Regions from separate parts of the Homo sapiens genome. Here regions 1 and 2 are each linked to region 3. A link is a contact called in ENCODE Hi-C or POLR2A ChIA-PET data. All regions are on one chromosome and are shown on one strand. The core of a region is the stretch at or near the end of the contact, and the rest is flanking DNA. Distances in the headings are between cores, read along the strand shown.

Region 1 (4,631 bases), core at 691-3,190, 380 kb after region 3:
GCTGTCCCCTGGCTCCCCGGTGGCCCCACTGGAGCCCCCCCTTTTCCGCTTCCCAGAATGCTTCAGCCGATGTTCCAGTCGCTCTGGGGGCTGAAGAGATGCATCCTTCTGTGGAGGAGGAGGTGGGGCTGAGATAGATGGAAAAGGGCAAGCTCCCAACCCCTCTAGGGGTGACCAGGTTGCCGAAGTACCCCTCGGGCCGGGAAACCGGGTCCCCAGAGACGAGCTCTACCTCCTCCCACCCCAGGGCGGGGCAGAGGCCTGGCCAGAGGAGCCGGTTGCTCTGGTTTGGGGTGCCAGCATTCCCCCCTCAACTCCACCCACTAGGGGCACTGCCCCCTCCTTGCTGCCCCTCGGAAACCCCCAAAGTCTCCTAGCCCCATTAGGCCCCACCTGCAAGGCCTCGAGGGTGGCGAAGCTGGCGATGGCGAAGCCATCGATCAAGTCCTCCTCCTCCTCTTCCTCCTCCTCAGGCTCCTCCTCGGCTTCGCCGTCGTCTGCGCCCCCCTCCTCCTCCTCCTCCTCCTCTTCCTCCCCGCGGCTGCCCGAGCCGGCAGGCCGCTTCCGAGCTCGGGGTCGCGGGGGTCGAGGTCTCGGACGGGGCCGCCGGCGTCTCGGGCCCCCAGGCCGCTCTCCAGACGAAGCTGACGACCAAGGCCTGGCGGGCGGCGGCGGCGACGACGAGGACGAGGAGCCGCGCGGGGCGGCCAACAGGGCCCGGGGCGCGTCGCCGCCTGGACCTCGGCGGCGCCGCTGCTCCCGGTCTCGGTCTCGGCGCGAGCAGCGCCGCCGTCGGCGCTCCCCCTCTGCTGCCCAGCCCGGACCCGGGGCCGCGGCCGCTGCCGTCTCCATGGCGACCGCCCTCAGCGCCGCATCCGGAGGCGGCGGGGCCCGAAGCGGCCTGTCCGCAGGCCCGGGGTCGCAGGCGCGGCGCTGGCGGCTGCACAGTGACGAGAGGGCCACGGCTTCTCCTTTAAAGCCGGATCTGCTGGCCCCGAGCTTGCCCCAAGGCCACGGCCCGGGGAGCCGGCGCCGCCCCCGGGGCGACAAGCCCGAGGGCCCCCCCTGCGGGCTCGGCGGGGCCGCGACGGCGAAAACGGGGCGGCCGTCCCTTTAAGGCGAGGCCCCAAGTTGTCCAGCTCCCGGCCCCTTTAAGACGACCCGACAGTGTCCGGCGGCCTAGTGCGGTGGCCACCCCCTGCCAGGGGTCGATGCAAGTCTCCCCGAGGAAGAGGAAGGGCCACCCCTTTAAAAGGGGCCGAAAGCTCGCCCCGAAACGCAGACCTCCCCTTTAAAAGTGTCTCAAGTCCTCCGGCTCAAAGAGGCCACCCCTTTAAGGAGTCCAGGGTCCTTCTAACAGCAGGCCGTCCCTTTAAGGGCTCGGAGTTAGTTTCTAGTCCTCCACAAGCGGCCACTTCCCCTTTAAGTTGAATTTAAAAGACTTCTTGTGTGTGGGGGAGGAGGACGTAAAGAAAAACCCCACTCGCCCCAGTTCTCCCAACGGCACAGTTCTCAATTTGTCAGCGTCTGCTCGGCGGCTTCCCCTTTAAGGCTGGCGTTGCAGTCCGCCGAGTTCAGTGGCCACCCCTTTAAGGAGATTTAAAGGGGCCTCCTCCGGGCCCAGCTCCTCCAGCCTCCGCCTCCGGTCGCCATGAAAGGCGCGAGGCGGGGCGGGGCAGCGAGGCCAGCCCTCCAAAGCCCCGGATGTGAGGCAACGGTGACGGGTACAGCTCCCCTGTCCGCCGACATAAAAGTCTCTTCCTCCTTTCCTCCGTCTCTGTCCGACTTGGGCCTTAGGGGATCCGGAACGGCCGATGGGCAGCGGGGGAGCTCCAGCACAAACTCCTGTTGTCTCCTTTGGAGTCTTAGGGCGCTTCTCCGCCAGGACTTCCCTACCCCTCCTCCCTCTTCCTCCTCAGCCTACGCCTCCTTCCTCTCTCGGCCTCCTCCCACGCTCCGCCCCCTTCCCCTCACCCCCAACGGGCGCAGTCGTTGATAGGCTGGGAGGGCTACGTCAAGGTGAGGGGCGGAGCCAAACCCGAGGGAGTGGGTGCATGTAACCGCCCTCAAATCTTGGATTGGGTTACGTCGGATTGGCTCCGCCCTTCCCCCCAGTCTTGTGACTCGACTGGTTAGAAGTAGGTGTTTGGGGCGGTTACTACAGGGCCCCGCCTCTTCCTGCTGTTTGTTTATTGGCCGGTCTCCTGATGGCGTCGAGGCGAGGGGCGGAGACGCGGGGCCTGAGGCGTTGGGGGCGGTTGGCCGCCGGGGGGCGCGCGGCTGCAAGAGGTTCCGTTCCACAGCCAGTTAAGTCATCGCCGCCTTTCCGCCGCTCGGCGCGGCCCACAGACAGCCTGGCGTCTCGCGCACGCGCGTGGCGGCGCCGCCGTCAGGCTGGCTGCTTGCGAGTCGTTCCGCGGCCCGGGGTGGCCCGAGCGGCCGCGTGCTGTGCCTGCGCCTGCGCCGGCCGCACTAACAGGCAGCCGCGTCCCTTCCAGGCGCGGCTGCTGGCAGCGGTCCCGAGTGCTAGCAATTCGAAAACGCCTTGCACCTGCATGAGCGCTTCTCCGCGTTTGTGACTGCGTTTGGTAATAATTCCATGAAGGAGATGCTGTCAGCCCCATTTTACTGGGACGGAAAGGAATGCGCGCACAGACGGGCTGGTAGTCTCCTAGCCACGTCTATGTCAGCCACTGCCCTGTGATGCCTCTCAGTTATGAAAGATGCACCCCACTGCTCAATGTGACTGGCTTAAAAAAAAAGAGACAGCCATTTCTGGCCTTCGGTTGCCCGGGTTACCGTTTTAAAAGTGGACAGCGCGCTGACATGCCTGCCTTGCTTTCTCGTCCATAAAATGACTAATTCCCTGTCGCAGGGACATGTGCAGGTCAAGCACCTATGACAGTCGTCGTGAGTGCTTCATTATGGCCCATTACTCTTAGCTCTTTGTTTTGTTTTGTTTTTTTGGGGGGGACAGAGTCTGGCTGTGTTCCCTAAGCTGGAGTGCAGTGGTGCGATCTCAGCTCATTACAACCTCTGCCTCTCGGGTTCAAGTGAATTCTCCTGGCTCAGCCTCCTGAGTAGCTGGGATTACAGGTACACACCAAGACACCCAGCTAATATTTGTATTTTTAGTGGAGACGGGGTTTCACCATGTTGGCCAAGCTGGTCTCGAACTCCTAGGCTCCTGTGATCCACCTGCCTCGGCCTCCCAAAGCGCTGGGATTACAGGCGTAAGCCACCGCACCTGGCCTAGCCGTAGCTCTTGAATCCAGCAGCAGGTCCTGGCCTGCATGTTAGCAGGAATTCAGGGCCATCTTGATCTTCAAGGCCTTGACCCACTATAGGCCTTTCAGTCTCCTTGATATAAATGAATTGGGAGAACCCAGACCACGGTCTAGGGTCACAGTATCATCTGGCACTGATTCAGAAGTGTCCCTCCACACAGGAGAATCCTCTAAGCAAGAGAGTATCTCTAGGCCGGGCATGGTGGCTCATGCCTGTAATCCCAGCACTTAGGGAGGCCAAAGCAGGCGGATTTCCTGAGGTCAGATGTTCAAGACCATCCTGGCCAACATGGTGAAGCCCAGTTTCTACTAAAAATACAAAAATTAGCGGGTGTGGTAGCGCACGCCTGTAATCCCAGATACTTGGGAGGCTGAGGCAGGAGAATCGCTTGAATGAGGGAGACAGAGGTTGCAGTGAGCCAAGATCGTGCCATTGTACTCCAGCCTGAGTGACATGAGCGGAACTCCATCTATATCTATCATCTATCTATCTATCTATCTATCTATCTATCTATCTATCTATCTCAAGTGACCACTTCACCCCCTCCCTGTACTCTGTACCCAACCCCTGTCACCATCTCTAGCACCAGCCCCAGTTCCCAGACCTTTGGGGGTCAACGTAGAAACATCAGCCAAATCAATCTTAAACTCAGCTAGAGATACAAAAGAATCAGAAACATATCGAAAACTTTACTAGAAATATAGAGAAAAAAAAATAACTGCCTGGGAGGTTTCCTGTCCCTTCAGGATGGATGACCAACAGATGGGGCACCTAGGTCCAGTGGGGCTGCTCCCGATCTACTGTTTCTTCCTCCAGGAGCAAGGCATCTAGCTCCTCCAGCCGCTGCTGGAGCAGGGGGCCCACATCAGGGCTGGGGGCCACATTGGGAGGAACAGTCCTGCCCCCTGCAGCCCGGACCCCACGGGACGGTCTTCGTGATCGAGGAAGGCTGCTGTCCCGAAATTCCACAGCCCGCCGGAGCTTCCTTGAGCTGGTGAAAATCAGAGTCCCATTGCGCTCCCGGGGTTCCTCAAAGATGGTCTCAAAGGTCCTGAACAAGGCAGGGAGAGGAGCTGGTTTTATCAGGGTGCTCCACAGCTCCAGATTTCCCTCTGCCACCCTCTAGCCTTCCAAGTGTCTCACCTCCTGGTTGTGGGTGATTGGTAATTCTTGTTGGTGTAAATTTCTTCCAAGCTGAACTCCTTCTTGTTCAACCTGTGAGCAAAGAGCAGAGGCCACTGAGAAACCTTGGGCCAGTGGGGCCTGAAGGGACAGGTAAGGCCTGGTCTGTATTTCAGTTTCTGGGACATGTCAGGGCCAGGAGTGCTACATAAGGCAGACAG
Region 2 (4,532 bases), core at 1,163-3,662, 330 kb after region 3:
TCACAAATTCACTCCAGGACATAAGCCTTACACTGCGCCACTCAAATTCCTACCTCGGCTAAATGACAAGACTGTATGTCACAAATTTCCCCAGTTTCTCAGGAAAACTATAAATACCAACTTTACAAACATGAAAAGCTTACTGTACTGCTCACTTTGGCAACACATATACTAAAACTGGGAGGATACAGAAAAGATTAGCATGGCCCCTGTGCAAGGATGACACAATAAAGAAACCCTTTTTATAGAAAAATTTAAAAAATTAAAATAGAAAGCTGACTGTACACACACCTAGATGTGTTTAAAAGTCATGCTTTTTTTCCTACCCCACACCCTTCCTTGGTATGAGAAAGGAATGAACACTACACACCATCCATAGGCTTATCCTACTCCAGTACTGATAGAAGTTAAACTATTCTTAAAGCGTATGGTATTAGAAGCATGGTGCCACGACCTCCATTTCCAGCCTAGCCTAATTCAACCTTTTTCAGGTAACGAGGCGCTTTTACACTCTTGGAGATAATATTACACTAATGTTAAATGGAATGTGAGTATCCAACAGACCTGATATACTACAGCCCAGCCCCCGAGCACCAAAGATTCTCCAAAACTCTCCACAAATATTCCCCTGCCACATTTCTTCTGCCTCACACTCAACAATCCACAAAGCAGAAGCAGAGAAGGAACTCTTCCCACTTTCAAACCTGTGTCTGTAGGACTGGGAGCTGAGGGTGAGCAGGGGAGGGGCTGCTCTGCATGGTCCCACTCCCAGGCTCCCCCTTGGATGCCTGAAGAATGACTGGGTTGTTATCACCAGTACTGCTGGCCGAGGGGCTGGCGTCCGGCTGCAGGGCATGCTGGGAGCTGGCCTCATTCTGGGCCACCGGCCACCGGGACCCGCCTTCCAGGGCCCGGGGCCCACCAGGGCGTCCCAGCCTCCGCTCAGGTCCACCAGCCTCTGGAGCACCTAAAGTAGGGTTAAAAAAAAAAAAAAAGACAGAAATGCAGTTAAAGGGGATGAAAAAGTATTTTTAAAAAACCAGAAATAACACTGAATAAAGAGAAACACAGAAATTACAGGTTACATTTCTTGAGCACTTACTATGTATAAGATACTTTTAGTACCTGTTTGATGTGTTCTATAATCCTCACACCTACCTTAAAAACCAAGTGCTTTTCACAGCATAACAAATATTGACTTCCTCCTACACACAACGGATATAGCCATGCAGAAAGGATTCCCGACCTAAATGTAGCTTACATTCTAATATAATCTGTTTTGTAAGTTACGAAGTTAAGACCTTATGATTTGCGGAAGGTTACACAGTAAAAAAGTGATAGGAGGGCTTCAATCCACAGTCTGATGCCAAAACCAAGGAAAACCTGCTACTCTTCCTGGTAGAGCCAGGTTGACCACGTTTTCCTCAACCCACAGCCTCAGTTCTGTTGTTGTACTATAATCAAACCCTCTACAGAAAAATCACATGCAAACATTCCCATGCTTCTCTAGAGTGAAAATCCCCAATACGGACCTATAATTGCTTTATCTCAAACATTTCTCCCATTAGCATCAGCACACAAAATGGTAGCAGATCCCTCACCTGTGTGAGCTGAGACCACACCCCCTGTGAAAGTCTGCACTTCCACGGTGCCGCCGTACTGAAGGGAATCACACCTGAAACATCCATCAAAGCGTATTATTTACTCCAGTTTTTTGAGACGTTTAAATATACCCAAATCAGTTAAAAGACTAGAAACAGAAAAACTACAGTAGTAGGAAAATCTCACATTTCAGGGAAATGCAAATCATGTTTTGTGAATTCCGGAGGGACATACGATCCTGCCTGGGGGCAGGAGCAGGAAAGGAGTGAAGAAAGAAAGTTCAAAAATTTTAAGTGTAAAGGCTCCAACCACAGAATGGAAGACAAAAAAAAAATACAGCAAAAAAAAGCTGTCACATCCAGAACCTCAGAAAGGTGCTACCTGCCTGCGGGCCTTTCCAGTGAGGGCTGAACGCAGAAGTGAGAGTGGAACTCCCGGGAAGAGTCAACAAACAGGCTGGTCACAGGAAAATCCGCCCAGGATTCAGGGCAGGGCGCTGTATATCCCATACCTGCGCCTTGAGACACTTCCCCAAATACAAGAACCACAGCAAAAGGAGACTCAGGAGCAGTCAAAAGCGAGAGGCCGCACTGCCAAGAACCACGCGCCGGAAACAGGCAGTGTGAACCCGCAGGAGGCCCGGAAATGCTTCCCCAGTGTTTAAGGAAATTCCTAAACCACAGTGCCGGCTTTGATTCACTCCCTACTCCGCCACACGTTCCCAAGACCCGAGCTCACCAGAAGCCAACAAGCCTTAACTCTTGACTTCAGGTTTCGTGACCATCTCCCTAGCCCTCCCGACGGACTGACCTCGCGTGACCCCTGACCTCTGCCCAAGTTGCCACTAGCCCTGAGATAGCCCCGCCCCCTCCAGACTCCCACCCCACCCAACGTGCGCGCCGGGCGGGGGAGGGGCCCGCGCGTGCGCGGCTGGAGGCGGAGCGAGCCGGCTGCGCGCACGGCCCAGGGGCTCCCGCCAGAACCCGAGCCCACGCACACAAGGGTCGCGGGGCTGGGAAGCTCGTCATCCAAGCCCGTCAGGGAGCCCCCCCATCACCCGACCGCGAAAGGCTGAGAGAAGGGAGGGTTCGTGCCACCAGGTCCTGGTCCCCCGGCTAGATGTGGTGGGCGCGCGCCCCGACTACTCGTCCCACGCCCCCCTTCCTCTTCCCGCGCGCCCCTGAGGGGTGACTGGGTTGGTGGGCGGGCAGGAGCGCACCTGGGTCCGTCCTCTCAGGGCTCGCTCGCTCGCTCGCTCGCTCAGGCACGCGTGCGCAGAAGGGCGGGAAGGGAGAGGAGACACGCCGGGGCCCAGCGCCGGCCGGCCTGACCCCCTCAGTCTGTCTCTATGGGCGCGCGCCGACAGCCTCGCGCACCGGCCCCGGGGCCCCGGCTGAGGGTGCGCGCGCAGCACCCCGGGAAGGTGGGGGGGAGGCGGTGGCGGAAAGATGCGCGCGCAGTCAGCCGTCATGGGAGGGGGAACTGTGGGGCGTTCGCCATCTTGTCTCCCTCTCCTTACCTGCGTCCTCGGGGGCGTGCGCACCACCCCCCCTCCCGCCTAGGAGGGGGGAGGGCCCCCTCTTGGCCACCGCCTTCGCGGCCTTTAAACTCCCCTGGAGACTGCGGCTACTGCCACCGCCTTGCCTCCACTGCCTCTTCGCGCAGCACACAGATGCGGACGGTGGGTGGGAAAAAGGGCAGACGCTACTCCCAGCGAACCGCCGCTGCCGCTCCCGAGGCCTCACCAAAATGGCCGCCGCCGTCTCGGCCGCCACCACCACCACTACCACCACCACTCGCTCGGAATCGCTATCGCCGGCGCGGCCCGTCTTCTCGCGAGAGACAGTAACTGGAGGGTGGGGGAACGGGGAGGCTCGCGTGCTAGCGTAGGGTGCAGCACGGTGCGCAAGGCAGCCTGGGAGGTGTAGTCTCCCAGAGGCTGCGCGCTCGCCCTTCCTCGGAGCGCCTTTACCGTTTGCCCCTAGATCTACCTGGGGCTGCATTGCGGCTGCCAGCTCGGACCACCGCCACCTCCCTTTTTATTTACAGATCACCCAGTAAGCTGCAGCAAGTTAGCAGTGGAACCTGGGCCTCCCGATTCCCATGGCAGCCCACTTCTGTAGCGCTGCTTCGTTTTACGCGAGGATGGTTTCCTGATAGCTTTCAAACACCTTTGCCATCTCTTCGCAAACTTTCTAGATTAAGAATCCCTTTGAGAATCTGATACCTTTACCCCAGAATAGAACAATAAATAACAGCTACCTTCTACTGACACTACTTGGTGCCTTGATTATTTCTTTTAATCCTAACTGCTCCATTTTACAAACGAATTGAGGCTCAGGCGTTAAAACACAGTGACAGATCCTGAAGTCAAGATTCCTAGCCAAGCAGTCTAAGCCACAAGAATGCACTCGCTGTCATAAAATTTTACCACCTAAAGCCCCCGCTAAGAGGCCAGGTTAGGAAGCCCTGATGAAGCTCCCCTTCCTCCATTCAGTTTAGCTCTTCCCTGCGAAGAGGATTGTTGGTCCCATTTTACAGATGAAGTTTGGGTTGAAAGAAAAGTGGATGATGCCCATCTTTTCTAGACCCTCCTCCCATCACCCCCAGAAGAGGGGATCCCAGGCCAGAGCCTGAATTGGACCTAGCCTTGTGCCATTAACTCCTTGCTATGTGACCTTGAGCAATTAACTTCACCTTTCTGAGCTTCAGTTTCCTCTGTAAAGTGAGGATAGAATTGCTGATGTAAAATTGCTTTGAAAGATCTAAAGGGCCAGGTGCGGTGGCTCACACCTGTAACCCCAGCACTTTGGGAGGCCAAGGCAGGAGGATCACTTGAGGCCAGGAGCTCAAGACCAGCCTGGGTAACATAGTGAGACGTCGTCTCTACAGTAAATTAAAAATTTTAAAATTATGAAAAAATAAAAAAG
Region 3 (4,722 bases), core at 1,575-4,074:
CCAATCACCACCACAGGCTTCCCCAGAAACACTGGTTCTGGGGCATCTGCTCTGCCTTGCCCCTTCTTCTGAGGCCTTAAATATGCTCATTCCTTGGAGTTCCTTTTCCAGAGATACATCTGCTTTCCTGGTTCCAGCTTCACCCTTCCAAGATGCCCAAGCTGCTCCATCTTCAATCTGGGGTCCCTGCTGAGCCCTGGGCCCAACTACTCCAACCCTGACCTCCTGGTATCCTCCTCACTGGGGACCCAGAGAGGGCCAGTCAGATCACTGCAAATCTCCTTACTAAGATATCACCCCAGGGGCCGCGCGCGGTGGCTCATGCCTATAATCATAGCACTTTGCGAGGCCAAAGCAGGTGGATCAGTTGAGATCAGGAGTTCGAGACCAGCCTGGCCAACAAGGTGAAACCTCATTTCTACCAAAAATATAAAAAATTAGCCAGGTGTGGTGGTGCACACCTGTAATCCCAGCTACTCGTGAGGCTGAGGCAGGAGAATCGCTTGAAGGAGGTGGAGGTTGCAGTGAGCCAAGATTGTGCCACTGTACTCCAGCCTGAGGGACAGAGTGAGACTCCATCTCAAAAAAATAATAATAATTAAAAAAATAAGATATCACACCAGGGGAGTTCCTCTTCAGTGTTGCCCCAAGGAAGTTCCTCTTCCTGACTTCTTGAATTCCACCTGTGGGACTAAGGATGTCCCTGTCACATAGATAGGAAACCTGCCAGTCATTTATGACTTCTCACTCTCCTTCCCTGGGCAGCGCCGTTAGCCACCAGGTCCCACGTGAGTAATGTCTTTATCCCCTATTGAACCCTAACTCCTCATCTTGACTCCCAGAAAACATGTGTCCCAGCTGGGCATGGTGGCTCACGCCTGTAATTCAGCACTTTGGGAGGCCGAGGCAGGAGGGTCACCTGAGGTCAGGAGTTCGAAACCAGCCTGGCCAACATGGTGAAGCCCAGTCTCTACTAAAACTACAAAAATTAGCTGGGCATGGGGGTGTCCGCCTGTAATCCCAGCTATTCAGGAGGCTGAGGCAAAAAAAGAAAAGAAAACATGTGTCCCACAGCCAAGACTAGGTCTTGTCTGGGGTCACAGTAACTTCCTATTGAATGGAAGAAAATAAAGCAGGGTGTTATAACCGGACTGAGCATCAGGAGACCTGGCTTCCTGACCTTGAGCAAGTTCTTTCTCTCTCTGAGCTCAGTTTCCCCATTTGGAAAAGTCATCCAATTGGACTCCATGATCTCTGCAGGCCCTTCCTTCATACACCTGTCATCTAATACTTCATGAAACATTTGCTGAAATGTCCTCATTTCTGAGAAAAAAAACCCACCTGGGTTTTTCTCATTCTTGTGTTGACGGAGTTATAGTTCTCATCAGCTTCCTCCTTCTGGGGCTCTATGGCTGTGGGAAGACACAGGGGTATTGGGGGTACTTGTCTCCATAGGATTTTTAGGGAAATATAATTTATCATAAAATGACTAAGGCTGAGCCTCTAAGAGGAGAAAGTAAGTTTATTTTTCTTTGCATTACATCACTGAGTTCCCATAGGTATGCAGAGGCCACCTAACAAAACTCCATCTCCCTGCCCAAAGAATGCCCAGTGGGCAGCGATAACTGTGTAAGTAAATGGTTTCATTGTAAATAAAAGAACCTGAGAGGCGGACTTGTGCTGTGGAGAGTACAATGGCCTGGAGGCCAGGAGACAGATGCTAGACCCAGGCCTGCTGTGTGACCTGGATATATCACTGGCTTCTCTGGGCCACACACTCCCCAGATATACCAACAACAGGGCAGGATCAGAGGGAAGGATCTGTCTGAGGTCCCAGGAGCTCACCCTTCAGCTGCAGGCGGATCTCCCTCCCCAGCTGTTTGATCTCATCGCGCAGGTTCTGCAGCTCCTGCTTCATGCCTGAATAAGAGAAGGCCAAGACTCCCAAACAGCAGCCCCCACCTCAACAAACCACTCTGGCCACCACCTGCGTGGAACTACAACCCCCACAATCCCTGGGGCGGAGCATGCGCCCTGCAGCCGGGGTTTCACTCACTCTCCTCGGGAAGGGGCGTGGCCAGGATGGTGACCTGCTGTTTCTCCAACTCCTGGACTTTATTCCCCAGTTTGACAATAGTCTGCCGAATTGTCCGGACCTGGGGAGGGTGACCGAGAGGGCTGAAAGAGATATGGGGTACTCCAGACCACGCTACTCCTCGGGTCCTCCTACACCCTCGCGAATCCAGGCGGAGACCCCAGCCCCTTACCTTGTGGAAGAACTCCTCGTCCGGGCTCCCCAGCCGTGCCGTGCCCGGGTGCACCACCAGCGCGACCCGCTCCTTGTCCTCTTCGTCCGAGCTGTCATCCCCCTGCCAGGCCCGGAGTCATTGGCACCACCGTTTCGCTGCGGCTCTTACCCCGCAGGACCCACAGGCTTCCGGGACTTTCCTTCCTGGCCATCAGCCACCCCTCCCTATCCCGAAGACCAGAAGTCCTGCGTTCCAGTTCGTCCGCCCGTCCCCATCCCCGCTGCCCTGGCGTCTCACCTGTCTCAGCTCGTGGGTCCTGTCCCGCATGGCGGCCTGAGCTCTCCCTCCCCGGCGCCAGAGCCGGGAGGCCCTCAAATTTGGAATTCCCGTACCCCGCTCACACTCTGACACTCCCCTCCCTCCCCCTGCGGACCCCAACACCCCCACGAGCCGCCAGAGGCTCCGTCCCTTGCACCGCCCACAGTCAATGGGAAGGCGCCGACCCCGGGGACCCCCCAAGGTTCCACAGGTTGGAATTCCCTTTTCTTCCCCGCTCCAGCTCCCGCAGCCTCAGCCCCGCCCCTCCGTGATAAATTCGGGGCATGCGCACATGGTCGCGTCTCTTCCTTGCCCGAGGCTGGGAAGGTGGAGTCGGAAGTTGTTGCGCCCCGAGCGGAAGCGGAGATGCCTGGACGCGAGAACTTGCTACCGTCACCGGAACCGTTGCATCTTCCAACGGAAATCTGGTTGCCAAAAGGGGTAGGAATACGTCATTTGTACGTAATCCGAGACACCCGCATCTCACATCACCCCATGGTGCCCCCACCGCGTCACGTGACCAGCCCGGTCCCAAACTCGTGGACCGCAGAATGTGACCCTGTGACTGTCACGTGTCCCGGCTCTGTCACCGCCGTCTCTGGGACGCCGTTCTCATCACGACGTCCCCGGCACCCCAACGACCGAGCGACGCCCACACGGCCCCCGCGAGGTGGGGAGGGGCGCGCCGACCACCCCCAGAGGCCTTTCGAGGCAGTGGGTGGTAGGACCCTTGCTGACCTCGCCTTTATTGCTTTCGGGTCCAGGGCGTGGGCGGACTGACGACTTAGCATTTGGGGCTGTCAGCATCATGGGACCTTGAAAATCGGGAAATAATAGGATCCGAGTCGTCAGCGTCAGAAAATTGCAGGGTTGTGTGGGCAGGGAATCTGGGGGTGGGAAGTGACCTCAGCCAAGGCAGAAATCTCTTCTTCCGCATCCTTCTGGCGCAGCCTCTGACAGGTGGGCGGCCAGCCGGCGCCCTCCTTGAACACTGCAGCCCGGCTGCACTCACCACCTTGTGAGCCGTCAGACCATGTCAGGGCAGCTCAGGCTAAGAAAAGTGTTTGTATTGATCACGCTGCCTCCCTGCCACTCACACCCCCCAGCCCCTGCCTTGCATCTGAGGCCAGGTAATGACTTTGTTCTTAACTGAATCTGGGGAGTTCCTAGCCCAGTACCAAGAACATTACGGGCCCTCTATAAATACTTGTGGACAGAATTTCAGGCTTTCATGTATCTGAGGATAAAGCCCCTGGTTCCTTGGTCTTCTTTAGGCTTCAGGCTTTCTGACTGTGACACTTCTCTAATCCTGGCTATCTAGATATTCACTCATTTTTTATTTTTAAAAATTTTTACGAGATGCGGTCTCACTATGTTGTCCAAGCTGGTCTCTAACTCCTGGGCTTAAGCAATCCTTCTGCCTCAGCTTCCCAAAGTGCTGGGATTACAGGCATGCACCACCATGCACAGCAACATTCAGTCATTTAATGGATATTTTTTGGGCACATAGTATGGGCCAAACACTGTTCTAGGGCTGGAGATACATCAAGGACTAATAGACAAAAATTCCTGCACTCGTGGAACTTATATTCTCTAGAAGGAGTCCCCAAGGTCACTCAGCAAGTCTCAGCATAGCCGGGAATGAATAACAGGTCTCCTGGACCCCAGGGCTCTGTCCAGGAAGCTTCTGTGAAGGTACAAGCAAGGAAAGGAATGGACCCTTTCTGCTATGCCCTGGTCAGGAAACCTAGATTCCTGGGACTGAGTTGCTATGGACTTCTGGAAATCGCTTCCTGTCTCTAAGTGTGGATCTCCCTCTGCACAGTGGGTAACTGTAGGGGGATGGGGAGATCATCTTTATGGGTATCGGCTGCTCTAAACTTCAGTGATGATGAGGTTGGAAACTGTCAAGTGCTGTGTGATTCTATGTGAGGAGTTTTGGCTCTTCTCCTCTTCCTGTTAAAACCCAGCTCAGGCAGGGTGTGGTGGCTCATGCCTGTAATCCCAGCACTTTGGGAGGCTGAGGCAGGCAGATCACCTGAGGCCAGGAGTTGGAGACCAGCCTGGCCAACATGGCGAAACCCTGTCTCTACAAACATACAAAAATTAGCCAGGCATGATGGCAGGTGCCTGTAATCCCAGCTACTTGGGAGGC

Evidence for each region. Hi-C counts contacts between places; a loop is a spot of excess contacts on that map. ChIA-PET counts read pairs that join two places held with the same protein, here RNA polymerase II (POLR2A). Pooled maps may share reads with other maps.
Region 1: a map of CD8-positive, alpha-beta T cell shows a loop between it and region 3 (22-fold over the local background). The contact joins the promoter of FBRS here to the promoter of STX4 in region 3. A Hi-C loop is called at or near these places in 3 of 168 maps with a recorded cell type or tissue (B cell, CD8-positive, alpha-beta T cell and PC-9), 8 of 37 single-sample maps with no recorded cell type and 13 of 50 pooled maps. POLR2A ChIA-PET finds 5 or more read pairs at or near these places in 1 of 52 experiments (Panc1).
Region 2: a map of CD4-positive, alpha-beta memory T cell shows a loop between it and region 3 (21-fold over the local background). The contact joins the promoter of SRCAP here to the promoter of STX4 in region 3. A Hi-C loop is called at or near these places in 1 of 168 maps with a recorded cell type or tissue (CD4-positive, alpha-beta memory T cell), 5 of 37 single-sample maps with no recorded cell type and 15 of 50 pooled maps. POLR2A ChIA-PET finds 5 or more read pairs at or near these places in 1 of 52 experiments (activated CD8-positive, alpha-beta memory T cell).

The regions. Positions count from the first base shown.
Region 1 is chr16:30,655,740-30,660,370 of GRCh38, reverse strand. It overlaps FBRS (fibrosin), which reads right to left and starts at 1,940. Exons shown (of 18, transcript NM_001105079.3): 1 at 394-1,940; 2 at 1-108. The coding sequence starts at 852. It overlaps PRR14 (proline rich 14), which reads right to left. Exons shown (of 12, transcript NM_024031.5): 11 at 4,432-4,503; 12 at 3,958-4,339. The coding sequence ends at 4,060. RefSeq lists silencers at 755-804, 875-1,104, 1,925-2,104, 2,155-2,234, 2,265-2,524 and an enhancer at 1,225-1,674.
Region 2 is chr16:30,697,051-30,701,582 of GRCh38, reverse strand. SRCAP (Snf2 related CREBBP activator protein) reads right to left here and starts at 2,412. Exons shown (of 34, transcript NM_006662.3): 1 at 2,341-2,412; 2 at 1,602-1,675; 3 at 705-967. The coding sequence starts at 758. It overlaps LOC730183 (a long non-coding RNA gene), which reads left to right and starts at 2,523. Exons shown (of 2, transcript NR_144637.2): 1 at 2,523-2,702; 2 at 3,652-3,876. It also overlaps the pseudogene RNU6-1043P. RefSeq lists silencers at 2,392-2,621, 2,762-3,171 and enhancers at 2,341-2,635, 3,292-3,481, 3,512-3,601.
Region 3 is chr16:31,031,660-31,036,381 of GRCh38, reverse strand. STX4 (syntaxin 4) reads right to left here and starts at 2,824. Exons shown (of 11, transcript NM_004604.5): 1 at 2,547-2,824; 2 at 2,268-2,369; 3 at 2,057-2,156; 4 at 1,846-1,920; 5 at 1,342-1,412. The coding sequence starts at 2,576. RefSeq lists enhancers at 1,966-2,476, 2,989-3,500.